Regions from separate parts of the Homo sapiens genome. Here region 1 is linked to region 2. The links are chromatin contacts, found by POLR2A ChIA-PET in ENCODE. All regions are on one chromosome and are shown on one strand. The core of a region is the stretch at or near the end of the contact, and the rest is flanking DNA. Distances in the headings are between cores, read along the strand shown. Region 1 overlaps ITPKB (inositol-trisphosphate 3-kinase B). Region 2 overlaps STUM (stum, mechanosensory transduction mediator homolog).

The links. ChIA-PET counts read pairs that join two places held with the same protein, here RNA polymerase II (POLR2A).
Region 1: POLR2A ChIA-PET joins it to region 2 with 11 read pairs in MCF 10A. The contact joins two enhancer-like sites. POLR2A ChIA-PET finds 5 or more read pairs at or near these places in 2 of 52 experiments (MCF 10A and activated CD4-positive, alpha-beta T cell).

What each region holds. Positions count from the first base shown.
Region 1 is chr1:226,655,479-226,661,983 of GRCh38, reverse strand. All of the region lies in intron 2 of ITPKB (inositol-trisphosphate 3-kinase B), which reads left to right. ITPKB-IT1 (ITPKB intronic transcript 1) reads left to right here. Exons shown (of 2, transcript NR_103784.1): 2 at 4,710-5,904. Among named protein-coding and RNA genes, the nearest start is that of ITPKB-IT1, 16 kb to the left of the region's middle. RefSeq lists an enhancer at 2,210-3,040. Within about 2 kb of position 5,248, at least 14 of the 41 ENCODE cell types and tissues checked have a DNase peak (open chromatin) inside an H3K27ac peak, as active enhancers do.
Region 2 is chr1:226,599,810-226,606,080 of GRCh38, reverse strand. It overlaps STUM (stum, mechanosensory transduction mediator homolog), which reads right to left. Exons shown (of 4, transcript NM_001003665.4): 3 at 5,407-5,415; 4 at 1-4,075. The coding sequence ends at 4,041. Among named protein-coding and RNA genes, the nearest start is that of STUM, 54 kb to the right of the region's middle. RefSeq lists enhancers at 474-1,153, 1,154-1,833, 3,043-3,578, 3,579-4,115. Within about 2 kb of position 3,405, at least 20 of the 41 ENCODE cell types and tissues checked have a DNase peak (open chromatin) inside an H3K27ac peak, as active enhancers do.

The sequences.
Region 1 (6,505 bases), core at 3,999-6,498, 54 kb before region 2:
GTCAAGGAATAGGACTTTTCATTGGGGATCCACTTCCTCCTGGCTGTGGCCTACACCTTCTGCCCTTTCCTTGTGGAAAGGTGGGATTCAAGGCTGGGATTAGGGATAGAAGAGGAGGTGGTCAGACCCTACTGCTAACATCTGCTGGGCTCATACAGAGCTGTCTCCCATACAGTTCATCCGATCCATAGGCTCTTGACCTTGAGGGGGTCAGACCAGACAGTATACGTGAGAGGTATGCAAAATGTATCTGCCTCTGTTGAGTGCTCTTGTGTATGTACCAGGCACTGCACACAGAGAATTTAATTTAACCCTGAAAACAATACTTTAGGATACATGGTATTTCCATTTTATAGATGAGGAAACTGAAGCTCAGAGAGGTTTGGTAACTTGCCTAGTGCCACCAGCCAGGAGTGGCAGGATCTAAATCTCAGTTTATCTGGCTATAATGTTACCTGTTCCACATGACAGGAAATGAGGCAGCCCAGCAGAGTGATGAAGAGCTTGGATCCGCAGCCAGCCTGCCTGACTACACATGTACAGAACCTTGGGCAAGTTGTCTCATGACTCTGTGCCTCAGTGTTCCCATCTGTGAAGTGGGACAGTGACAGCACCTCTGTGATGGGTTGAGAGACTCTTATCACACACACATAGCAAATACTCAGCCCTGTGTCTGGCTCTGGTAAGCACACGAGCTATTTCTTGAACTGGCACTAGAACAGCTCGCATGCTATGGGCTGCGCTCCTGCCCTGCCTTACCTCTCTGTGGGCTATAAAGGAAGGATTAAGCAACTCTAGCTCCCCAGACCAGGAAGCTGTTCCCAAGAAGGTGTGTTGGGGGTGGAGATGGGGCTGAGTCCCCTGGCTGGCGCCTCTGAGAGAGCGGCCCAAGATGGACTCTGCGGGTGCTCGGAGGTTCCAGAACTTCAGTGCCAATTGTCTGCCGATCAGTGAAGGCCTTTGGTAAATTTCCACCCTCTGTAACTTGGCCTTGTTGTTTTGCATTTACCAAAGTAAAAATAAAATCTCTGGGGAGGAGTGGATGAGCGCAGGGCGGGAGAGGATCTGCTGCGTGTTGCAGGGGTGGCCCTTAACCAGCTGGGCAGAGCCCAGGCGCCCTTTCCCAGAGGAAAGGCTGAGCCCTTCTGTCCTCTGGGCTTTATCCATTAGGAAGTCAGCCTCGAAAGGCTGCCCATCCGCCTCGTGCTCTTCCCCAGCCCCTTTGGCCACTCCCTGTTTCCTCCTATTGTTGGTCCCCTCCTAGCCTCCGGGCCCAGCAGCCTTTGAGGCCTGGAGAGGCCCCTGGTGTGAGCTCTGCGAGGCCCCTGGTGTGAGCTCTGCGAGGCCTCTGTTCAGCACAGCATTTCCTGTGCCTTCTTCCTCTCTCGCCTCTCTCCTCTAGCCCTTCATTATTTTTAGTTCTTAAGAGGATGGAATCCAGGAGAGAGGAGGAGGGAAGAGCCAAGTTAATGACCTTCTCACCAGAGATGGAGCATTTGCTGGGCCCTGCCCAATAGGGAGGGTTAGGAACATTTCCATTTTGGGTGAAGGACACCTCGATTCTTGAGTAACCAAAAAAAGACTCTGGTTTAGCAAGATTGCAGGCCCCTTTGATGCCAGCTCCTATAGAGTGTGGATGAGGGAAGGAGTGCAGACCTGAAAGAGTCGCTAAGGAAGAGCATTCTTTGCTGGTGTCTCCAGTGTCCCTGGCTCCTGCAGGATACTGGGGATGCCCACGAAGAGATGTCCCCTGCCTGCCAGCAAGGGCATCACAGATTGAGGGATGGGAGAGTGAGCAAACAGTGACTAACCTGAGTGAAAGGTTGCCCTCCAAACCCTTGAGTGAAAAAGACCCCTGGGGCCTGGGGCCAGCCAGGCTGCCAGCCGTGGGGTCCTGGAGAGAAACCCAAGCAGACCAAACAGGAAATTCCCACAAATATGCCCCCTCTTGTTACTTGGAGAAGTCTCTAGAAAAATCCAGGTGTGAGCAGGTGAACATAAAGCAGTGTGAGCCTTGGTGTAGGTGTGCTTTATCTTCCAGGCCTGGGCCCTTAGCATGTGCTGGGTCCGCAGGGTCCTCTTATCAGCCAGATGCCGGGAGTATTGGATTCCTGCCGGCTGTGCAGCCTGGGGGACATAGAGAAGGTTAGGACAGATCCCCAGTTCCCCAGGAGCCTTCCTGCCACTGGGAGACATGGTATGGCACACAAGAATCACGAAGCACCCCAGCTTCCTTTCCCTTCCCTGCCCCACCTGCAGGTCTGCTGTGCAGGTGCCCTGCTGGGAAGCTCTCCCTCCTCCCTTCTGCGTATCCACATCCTGCATCTCCCTCCAGCTTCAGGGAGGATTCCAGGAGTGGCGTGGGGCTAGAGTGGCCTGAGAGACTTCAGGGACAAGGTAGGGCCAGCTTGCAGATTCCAGGGGATCTGCTGGAAGGAGAGGTAGGATGTGGATACACAGAAGGGAGGAGGGAGAGCTTTCTGGGCAGAGCACCTGCACAGCAGACCTGGAGGTGGGGCAGGTATGGGATGGCTTGCCCTGACGGATTGGAGTGGGCACGCCAGAGAGTGAGTGTGGGGCCGTATCTGGGGGTGGCTCTGTATCCCGGAGGGACCCTGCTCCCTCTTATGGGTGGTCAGGGAGCCTTGGTGAGGCCCTGGGCTGCTCCTGGAGCCCTGTCCTTGCCGTCTGGGCCTTGGGCAACCTCCTTTGGCAGGGTTTAGGGCTTATGGTGGAAGAGGAAGAGTGGCCATGATGGAGGGCCCCTGGGTGCCAGTCTGGGTGCTGCCCTTGGCCTAGAAACTAGGCCTCTAGTTGCAACAGGAAGAAGGCAGCTAATCAGGAGACAGCTGGGCAGTCACTCAGGGTTTTCCTGGTTTTGGCCAGAATGTGCTGCTAGGGGTCGATTGACCATGGTGGCGTCCCTCAAAAAGAGTCAGCCAGGTTGGGAGCTCCAGCCTTCAGCCCGACCAGGTCTACGCACTGCAAACCAGGGACCCGGCAGCCCTCGCAGCCTGATTGGGTGTGGAGGGGACAGAGCGCTCACCTGGAGCTAGTTTAGCTAGCTAGTTCACTGAGCTGGTTCGTGTAGCCCCTGCAGGGGGTCCCGGTCTGCAGGGGCTGGTAAGGACCCATCATCCTCGTTCTCCTGCCCCAGGCCCAGCAGTTGCTTCTGAAGGAGGGACTTCACCAACCCGACAGCGCTCAGTAATCCCTACCCTACGCTCATGGGTTCCATAAAGGGCGGGGGAGAAGAACCTCGTGCCTGGTGAGCAGCGCTGTGGAGGATGTTCGGTGCCATCCAGCCTGCGGGAACATCACACGGCGGGTGGAGACGGGGGATGAAATAAAGCCTTACTCGGGTCTTTTCTGAAAGTGCTTTTGCATTTGGCATTTAGGGGGATTTTCTTGTTTGTTAAAGGGGGAAAGGCAGTTAGTCTTACATCCAGACTTTTATTTTTAGCTGGAGCTACCTGTCCTGCCAAGTCCTTGGGCTTAATTTTTCCGATCCTTGGTGTCTTGGTTTTGAAAGCCCTTCCCCTCCTTCCCTCCCAGCTCCTTTTTGGCAGGGGCAGGTTTCGCTTTTGGCCCCAGCCAGGTTTCTAACCAGGGCTACAGGAGGGAGCTATTGAGCCAGGGGCCCCTACCTGCCTGGGCTTGTACCCAGCTGCCGCCAACCCAGCTGGGCCCTGCCAGGGGGAATACAATGAACAAAGTTGGCCACCGCCTCCACTCTGCAGCCTAGGAGAAGCACCAGGCTTTTCCCCAGTGAAGGAAATAATGATCACTAGGGAAACCCTAACTGCTTTTTTAGAAAGACCAAATGAAGAAGGAAGGAAAAAAGGATTTTTTCCAAACATGGAAAACTCAATGACTCTCACTCAGACTTTTGCAAGAGCAAAACAAAGGCTTTGACACAGAACAAATTCTCCCCTGGCAGGGGCGTTCTTCATCCACTTTCGACGCTTTGTTAGATGTGCCTTCCCCGAGCGTGTGTCAGTAAGGACGTTCTGGGAACAGACTTGGAGGGAGGGGAGAGTAGGCCTTTGTTCAGGCCTCCCCCATCTGAAAGGTCACTCTTCTGACAAAGCCCTTGCTGTTTATGTGAGGCTATTTTATAAATAGGGGGGAAGCAGATAGCCCCAGGTCCGAGAGAGATGATGGGAGCCCAGTAATCCTGTTGGCTGAGACAAAATCCTTGGAATTAAGTGGCACAAACCTGGAAGCTGTGTGACCTTTTGCAAGTTACTAAACCCCTCTCAACATGTTTCATCATTTGCAAAATGGAGACAACAATATCAGTGTTGTGAGAGTTACCTGAGCTATTAGCTTATTAGTATCTAACACTATGTTAGACATGTAACGTGATCTCTTTGCACACACGCAGCAGAGTTCGGCTGGCAATACCGTTTTCGGAGTGTTAGAGGGTCCAGGGATCATTTCCCATTTCTGATATTTTAGAGATTTCCCCTCATCTCTTTTACCCAACAACAACAACAAAGGGAGACTCTTTCTTTACGATTATCTAAAGATAAAAGCCAAGTGATCAAACTATTTAAATAAAAAGAGAAGTGCTGGAGGAAAAAGTAGCAAATTGAGGGAACAAGTCAGGTGAAAAAGAGGCTAAGAAGAGAATGTAAACCCCCTCTAGAAAATGAAATTTGCCAAGCAATCTTATTATTCACCTTGAAAATATCTTTCTTTGGCAGTGCCTAGCAGAGTTCCACATACATGAAATAAGATGCTTTGGGAAATCATTCTTCTTTTTGCAACGTCAGTGACTTGAACCAGAAACTGATATTGACTCACTTGGGCTCTGACTCTTTCCAAGTTACACATCTGGGGGCCTAAGGAACTGCCCCATGAGTTCCCGGAGCTGCGATGGGCATGGGACGGGAAGCTTTGTAAGCAATTAATCACACAGTTAGCCTCATCTGATCACCACTGGCCACGATCAGGCCCTCTGAAAGTGCCTAGTTGGATGCTTGCCAATCTGCTATGCCTTGGAGGAAAAAATCATTTCAATTTAAGAAAATAGACACAGAAGCAAAAAACCAAAGTGAGCCTGGAAGGTTTGCCTGTCTGTGACAGTCTACAGAGCAGCTGTTTGTGCCTGTCACCTGCTCAGGCTCTCACGGTGACTGCATGGGGAGGGCAGGGTGTGTGCATTGATACCTGCCGTGCCCAGTGTACGCCGAGGTTTGCCCATGCTGCAGCTGGAAGGCTGCAGAACAAAGGTTCGTTCCAACCTCTACACTTGAATTGCATTCTGCGTCATCATCCTGCCTTCTAGAACAACATCCAACTCCGTGGGCTGCCTTTTAAAATCTTGATGGAGGGGGAGAGGAGTATGTATGTTGCTTCAGCCCTTAATTTGCAAGGTGGTGAAACCACTATGGGCCTGGCCAAATCAGCAAGAAGGGGGCTGGAGGAAGGGCAGCTGTCTTGGGGTACACTGGGACTGGAAGGAGCTGCCTTCCTGAAGTCCTCCTTGCTTCTCTGAAGTTGTCCCAGCACAGCTGTGGCTTCCGGGAGAGGAATGTCAGGGCCCTGATAAGGAAATGAAGTGGAGCCCGCACCTGCCCAGAATGTGAAATTTCTTCAGCAGCCTCTGACCGGGCTCCAGATGGGCAAGTGCAGCCCCTCCCACACCTGCTGAGTTTGATCTCCCTCCTCCTGGATGCTGTGAGGCTTGGCACCTGCCCAGCCAGGCACTCAGGAAACCTGCTGGGGGTCTCTGAGCGCCCACCAGGGTAAACCAAGGTCCCTTTCTTGTGTTAAAGAGAAGAACTGGGATGGAAGCGTGCCCAGGGCTCTTTGGAAGCACCCAGGAGGGGCAATGGAAGGCTTCCTGGGAAGAGGGTTTCTGGGTTGCATTTTAAAATACACACAGGAGTTAGCTAAGTCCTGAGCATCCTCAGTCATTCTTCTGCAAAGTCCCTAATAGCAGAAGCTGACACCCTTGCGGGCCTAAGGTGGCGTGGGGACAGGTGTGTGGAGCAAGAAGTTGCCTGCAGAACTCCACAGGCCTGAGAGAATATGAGCCCGGGTGCGCTGCAGATGGTGCCATGTGTGGATGGGAGTGGGGGTCACCAGGGCTGCCAGTGACCTGCAGTCCTCACGACATACAAGTGTCTGCCCCCAGCGTCACAACCCTTTCTTCTACCCACCCCAAATTGCACTGAGAAATATAACATTGGTTTGGAGGGGCGGGAATTGGCTGGAAAGAAGACAGGAAGCAGACCCCAGGGGGCATGTGGGCTGAGCTGAGGATCAGACAGTGCTGGCCCTGGGTGGCTTGGCCTCCTGCGGAGAAGGCTGGGCTGGGCAGGGCAAGTGGCCACTGACTGGCTCAGACAGCACTGCAGGGACAGGAAGCAAGGCCAGACTCTGAACAACATGCAGAAGGCTGAGGTCTGGTTGCATCCTCACCGCTCCTGCCAGGCCTTTCCAGGGGACTTCTCTGAGCCCCAAAAAGAGAGCCACAGGTGCCGGTGGCCTTGAG
Region 2 (6,271 bases), core at 2,156-4,655:
CCTTTGCCCTCCAGGGGAAAAGTTAACCATGTGGCTTTTTTTCTTTCTGCAGTTCCTTTCTGTAGCATCCTCCTTACTGCTTCCGAGCCCTGGGCATCCTGCATGAGGCGGAGTTCATCTCACACCTCTGAGATGCCTGTGCCAGCATGGCTGGAGCCCCTGGCTGGCAGAGCGGGCAACTTGGTCCTGCACATTAGGATGGGGAAGCTCCTAATACCAGCTGTCTCTCTGCCGCCATCCCCCAACACCCTCAGGAAGGGGCACCTTTCTGGGCCTGCCTAAAGGAGGGAGCATGGGTGTGAGGGCTGCCCAGGCAGGTGGGAGTACGGAGCCTTGTGGGGCAGGGTGGAGGCGTCCAGGACCTTCCTAGGAGGTTTTGCCCAACTCCCCCTAAGTGATGACAGGTCTCAGGAGGGGGCCGCCCCCACATATGGGAGGGAGAAGCTTATTTTCCCAGCTTGGGGTGGGGGCGGCTGCTGAGGGGATGGAGAAGAGATGGTAATTTATGTTGCATGTTTAGTGACACAATCCAGACACAGGTGGGATTGTATCACTAAACATGTGACATAATCACCCTATTACTCCTGAGGGGTGAGGACCCCTCCACAGGACCTGCTCTGGGCTGCATGCGATTCTGCTCCTTCTTCTGGGAGTGCTGTAGTGAGTGTGTGGACGGCACAGGCTGTGGGGGCGGCCCAACCTGGCCACTTGCCTGTCCTGCCACTTAGGAGCTGAGTGTTTGGGGGCACATGACTTACTCTCTCGGAGCTTCTCCTCTGACATCTGAAACTCACAAAGGCATCTCCCCTCCCAGGAGCTAAAATGCCCTGCACTGTGCCTGGGTGAGGCTGCTCTTGGGGCTGGATGTGTGGGTCTGGGGCAGCTGAGGGTGGGAACCATGCTGCCTGCCCCTTCCTTACCATGGGAAGGTCAGCGGCGTGGCAGGCTGGGGTAGGCTCTGGCAGCAGAGCCATCAGACTCCTGCCGCTCCCATGGGGACCTGGCCTTCTCAGCCTGAGATCCTTGGTTCTGAAACTGACTCAGAGCTCAACATCCAAATCAACAGTCTCCGCCGTCCACAGGACACACCCAGGCCACCCACAGCTCACTCTGGCTCTAGGGTCCCACTCTGACCCAAGGGAATGACCACCCTGATCCCAGTGTCACAGTTTGGTACTGGGAGCATCTCATTGCCTCTGACTTTCTCTGCAAGCCTGTAATTCCTGCCCTAAACACCCACAGCCAGGGAATGTCCTATTGAATTCCGACCGACAAAAGGCCCCAACCTGGAATGTGCCCTGCAGCCTCTGAACCAACAGCCTTGTCTGCACTATGCAGGCAAAGCCCAGCTTTGTCACCAAAGGGCTGTGTGTCAACCATGCACTTGCCTGCACGAGAACCCTAATTTTCAGCTGGCTGGTGTTTGAGAAGTTAACTCTGGCCCTGGTCTGAGTGGCCAGCTGGAACTATTTGGAGTAAATCAGCCACTGTCCCTTATCTACTGAAGATGATCATGCTGAGACCACGGTCTAATTTAGAGGGGCGGGGGCGCTATTTTGAACCGGTCCCGCCCACATGGCAACCCTCACAGCCTCATTCAGGAGACAGGCAGGGGCCTCTTGGCTTCTCCCACACATCAGTTACCCGGAAAGGGGCCTCCTCCTGAGGCTGATGTTTTCCCAGGTTTAGAGACGCAGCCCTCGGGGGAGAGGAGGATCTGGGGGCGCAGTGGCCCTCCACACACACAAACACACAAACCCCTGTATTAAACCATCCCACACGGGACCCAGGGTGACACCTGCCACTCAAGAAAGTCCCACCTGCATCTGGATTGTGTCACTAAACATGCGACATAAATTGCTATCTCTTCTTCACCCCCTCAGCAGCCGCCCCCAGCCCAAGCGGGGAAAATAAGCTTCCGCCTCCCATTTGTGGGGGCGGCCCCCTCCTGAGACCTGTCATCACTCAGGGGGTGTCGGGCAAACTCTGGGGGCTGTGTGGGGTGAAGGGCTGTGGGCTGGTGGGCATGGGAGGGGGCGGCTTCCTGCAGCTGAAGCTATTTTATCTGAGTAGAGGGGCAGCTCCACTCTGACGCAGCTTCCTCGAGAGCAGCCAGCACCAGCCTGGAGGATGCCTGCTGCACACAGCAGAAGGTTCTAGCTTTTTAGAGAAAACCAAATCTGTTCCCACACCTTGAAGATACAGAGGCTTCCAAACAGGAGAGAAGAAGGCAAAGGCCTGGGTTGGGGTCTGTAAGAAGAGAGGACAGGACGCGACAAAGACACTGCCAGGTGTTCAAAAACGGCAGCCCAGCCCCAGGCAGCAATGGAAGACGGACAGTAGCTAAGGGATCCATGATAAGGGGTGGGCAGCAGGGCCCGCTTCTCAGGCAGGACTGTGATTAGAAAGCCCGGTGGATGGGGTAGGTGGGCTGAAACCCCCAGAACGGTGGCCACTACTTCCCAAGCACTTTCATCCTGCAAAATCCCTTCTCCTGCCCTCATGGAGTTCTGACAGTCTCTGATAGACAAACAAGCCCTTCAGAGAGGGACATGCCCAATGGCACTGTGTCAAGTGGAGTCAGAAGCTTGACTTTGGGCCAGCCCCATCTGTTAGCATTTCCTATGTTAGAATGAAAATGAAAGGAAAGGAAACAGACATGTAAATGTCCATCCTCTTAGTATCTAATTTCTCTTAATTTCAGATTGATACTTGATCCACAGTATCCTGGACAACTTCTGCTAGATTCTCCCCACCCCTAGCCCCCATTAGGGATCTAGCCCTGTCCCAATCACTTACAGAGGGGCTCCTTAAAGAGGCCCATGGTCTTTTGGCAACTGAAGGAGTCCTTGTGTAATGCCGACAATTTCACCCTCTAACACATCTGTTTGCAAGCAGGATTTTCAGATCAAGGTCCACAACCCCATACAATTGTTCTTGCAATTCTGAAACCCTAAAAGCTCTCAAATGGTAAGTTTTTCCCTAAGTTACTTAGTGGCAAAATTAGACTGAACTGAGGTGAGGCTATTTACAGTTTGTATAGCTCCCAGTTAATGGGACTAGTCACATGTTTCTCTGCAGAAATATTCACGTGCCTGATGGTAGGCGAGATGTTCCACACTCTGCCGGGAAGTTAGAAAGTGTACGATAAATGGATCGCATTGTCTTTCTCAAATCTAAAATTTCTCAATTCGGAGACACATCTGGCCCCAATGACTTCAGAAAAAGGAATGTGGGCCAGAAATGCTGTTAAGTATTGGGTGAAAGCCTGCTAGTCTGCCCACTCCTGCTTCAGTCTAATAACTTTGTGTATAAACATCTGGCAGTTTCACCCCAGGGAAGGAGCTACTCCTCTCCTTCCCAGGAAAACACAGGTCACGACACACCCAGCCCTCAGATTTCAGCTGCGAGGAGGCGGGGGGTGCGGTCAGGGAGGCAGGCCCAGGAGACGCCTGTGGGACTGGTCTTCTCCCCGAGGCCTCAGGCCAGCTGTGGGCACAGTGGGCCTTTCCACGCTAGGGTGGAGCCTGGCCATCCTCACCCACACCCTGGTGCTGCCCCCAGGAGACCACACAGTAAACACTCGGGGCACCAGATTTTGAGGCAGGTGGGGTCCCACAGGACGGGTCTACCACAGTCCTGTCCCCTTGGTGAGCCCCTGCTCACCCAGACAGGGCCCGGTGTGGCCCGGCCCAGCAGACGTGGCGTGCCTTTGCGGTGGGCAGTGGGTACAGCAAGGCCAGTTGGAGCCTGCCGGAGCATCCCAGCCTCTCTGTGGGCGTTCTCATCTCCACCCCACTCTCTGATGCTCTGGTGCCTGCGCCCACAGTGCTTTCCAGAGCAGGAGGGGCTGGCAGCCCTCACAACCTGCTGAGAAAAGCAGATGCGTTTTCAAAATAAATAATATTTTTAAAAATACCCCCTTTCCACCCCCAGTCCAGAAAATGGCAGAAAAGAACATGTAAAGGTCCTTGTGCCCAAAGCTGCCTGGTGCAGCCCTCACAGGGCCCCCCTGGATCTCCCCAGCGGCTCCCGTGGGCTCACAGCTGCTGTGGGATGCCCTGCTCCTTGTAGCCTGTGAGGAAGAAGCAAAGGAGAGATGGTTAGACACCTGCTTACTTCAGGATTTCTCCAGGAGGTGCCCCTAGCCCAGAATGCACACAGGAGGCATTGTTTATACTAAGGTGTAAATGACTGCTACCATCAGAGCACAACTTTTCCCAAGGGCTTTGACTTTCTAATGGGAAACAAAAGAATGAATCAGGAAATGTGGAGTACTGGGTCTACTGGGAATGTATGACGGGCGGGCATTTGGGGTGGGAGCTAAAAGGCTATCGACATGCTCCTGAACCCACATCTGGAAGCCGCTTACAGACTGGTCTGGTGTGCTTTCCCAGTGCAGAGCCTTGGGAGCAGGTGCCAGGCAGGCTTCCCCGAAGGTTGGGCATCTGGTATGGGTGGATAGAAGGAGGAAGAAAGGAGGAAGATGGCATACAGAGGGGAGCAGCCATCCCTGTGTGCGTCCAACCTGCTGGACGGTTACGGCAGGAAAGGGCGCCTGAAGGCTAAACCTTTAAAACATTGTTGATCATGAGTCCTTTGGGAAAAAGTGAGCTCTGTGGATAGTAAGGAATTGTTACTGCTTTATTTAGGTGTGAAAGGGTATTGTGTTTGTTTTCTTAAGAAGATACCCTTTGGGAGGCCGAGGCGGGCAGATCACTATGTCAGGAGATTGAGACCATCCTGGCTAACACAGTGAAATCCCGTCTTACTAAGAATACAAAAAATTAACTGGGCGTGGAGGCATGTGCCTGTAGTCCCAGCTACTCGGGAGGCTGAGGCAGGAGAATCGCTTGAACCCAGGAGGCGGAGGTTGCAGTGAGCCGAGATTGCGCCACTGCACTCCAGCCTGGGAGGCACAGCAAGACTCTGTCTCAAAAGAAGAAGAAGAAAAAAAAAACGATACCTACTGAAATATTCCCAGCTGCTATTACATGAGCAGAATTTGCCGAGCGGTTATTCCTATTAGCCAGTGAACTTAGTCTGAAGAGGAGCTTTGGTGTATTGAGCTGCTTTTTTCTCTTCATTTAGCAGAGTATTTCTCAATTTTGGGTGCTAATAACCCATGCTGGGGTAGGGGAGATGTGGCGAATGACAGAGGAAAGGAGGCTGGCCATGAATTGATAGCAGTTGAGGCTGGTGTGGGCATTAGGGCCTCATTTTACTAGGGGCTCTACTTTTGTCTATGTTTAAGCATTTTCCAAACCAAAAGTTCAAGCTAAACATAAAAGCCCATTGACCCACTGGGAGAGTGGGTGGGGTGTTTGTGTGCAGGAGTGGGGGTCTCGGGGGAGGGGAGGGCCCCAAGCAGCAGCACGAGGCCCGCACGTCCATCCGCAGACTCACCTTGGGAAACTGCAGCAGCACAGAGTGGGAGGCAGCAGGAGGAAGAGGAGAGAGAGAAGAAGAGAAAACACAGCCTGAAAACAGAGCCACAGGGAACGCTTGGCACAGGAAACAAAGCAGATCCATGGTGAGGCCTGGGAGATGGGACAGGGGCCATGCCAGTGGCTTCTCAGACGCCATCCCCAGGCAGGGAGTGCTCAGTACTCATGGTGACAGCCACAGTGGCCAGTGGTCTGCCCACCAGGCGTGTGGGTGTGGCTAGGGGCACAGCGAGGGGCTCTCACACTGCCAGGGAGCTTGGTCCACTGCCTCCCCAGCCCTCCATATCCTGGCCATGCCCACACTGCTGCCTTCATTCTTTATTCTTGTCTTCTTTTGACACAGAATCTCACTCTGTTGCCCAGCTAGAGTATAGTGGTGTGATCATGTCTCACTGCAGCCTCAAACTCCTGGTCTCAAGTGATCCTCCTGCCTCAGTCTCCCAACATGCTGAGATACAGGCATGAGCCACAGCACCTAGCCTTTTTTTTTTCATCCTCAGCTCATGCCTTCCTCCAGATAAATTCCAGATGGACATGAGGAGTGGCAGCTCCTGGACAGCTAGAGCTTTGACTACAGCAATCTAAAGATGCTGATGTGCCCCATCCTGGCCCCACACTGGCTCTGTCTGAGCTATGTGCTTAGCCATTTCTATGGAGAGGAGCCACATATATAAAAATACTTTGGGGAAGACCCAGGCCAGAGGGTGGCAAACAGATTTTATCTTGCAGACCTCTTGGATCAATTAGTAGTGACTGCCTGAAGCCCTGTGCTGAGAACATGTGAGACTGGTCACCAGAAAGTGTCATGATTGATTAGCAATGTC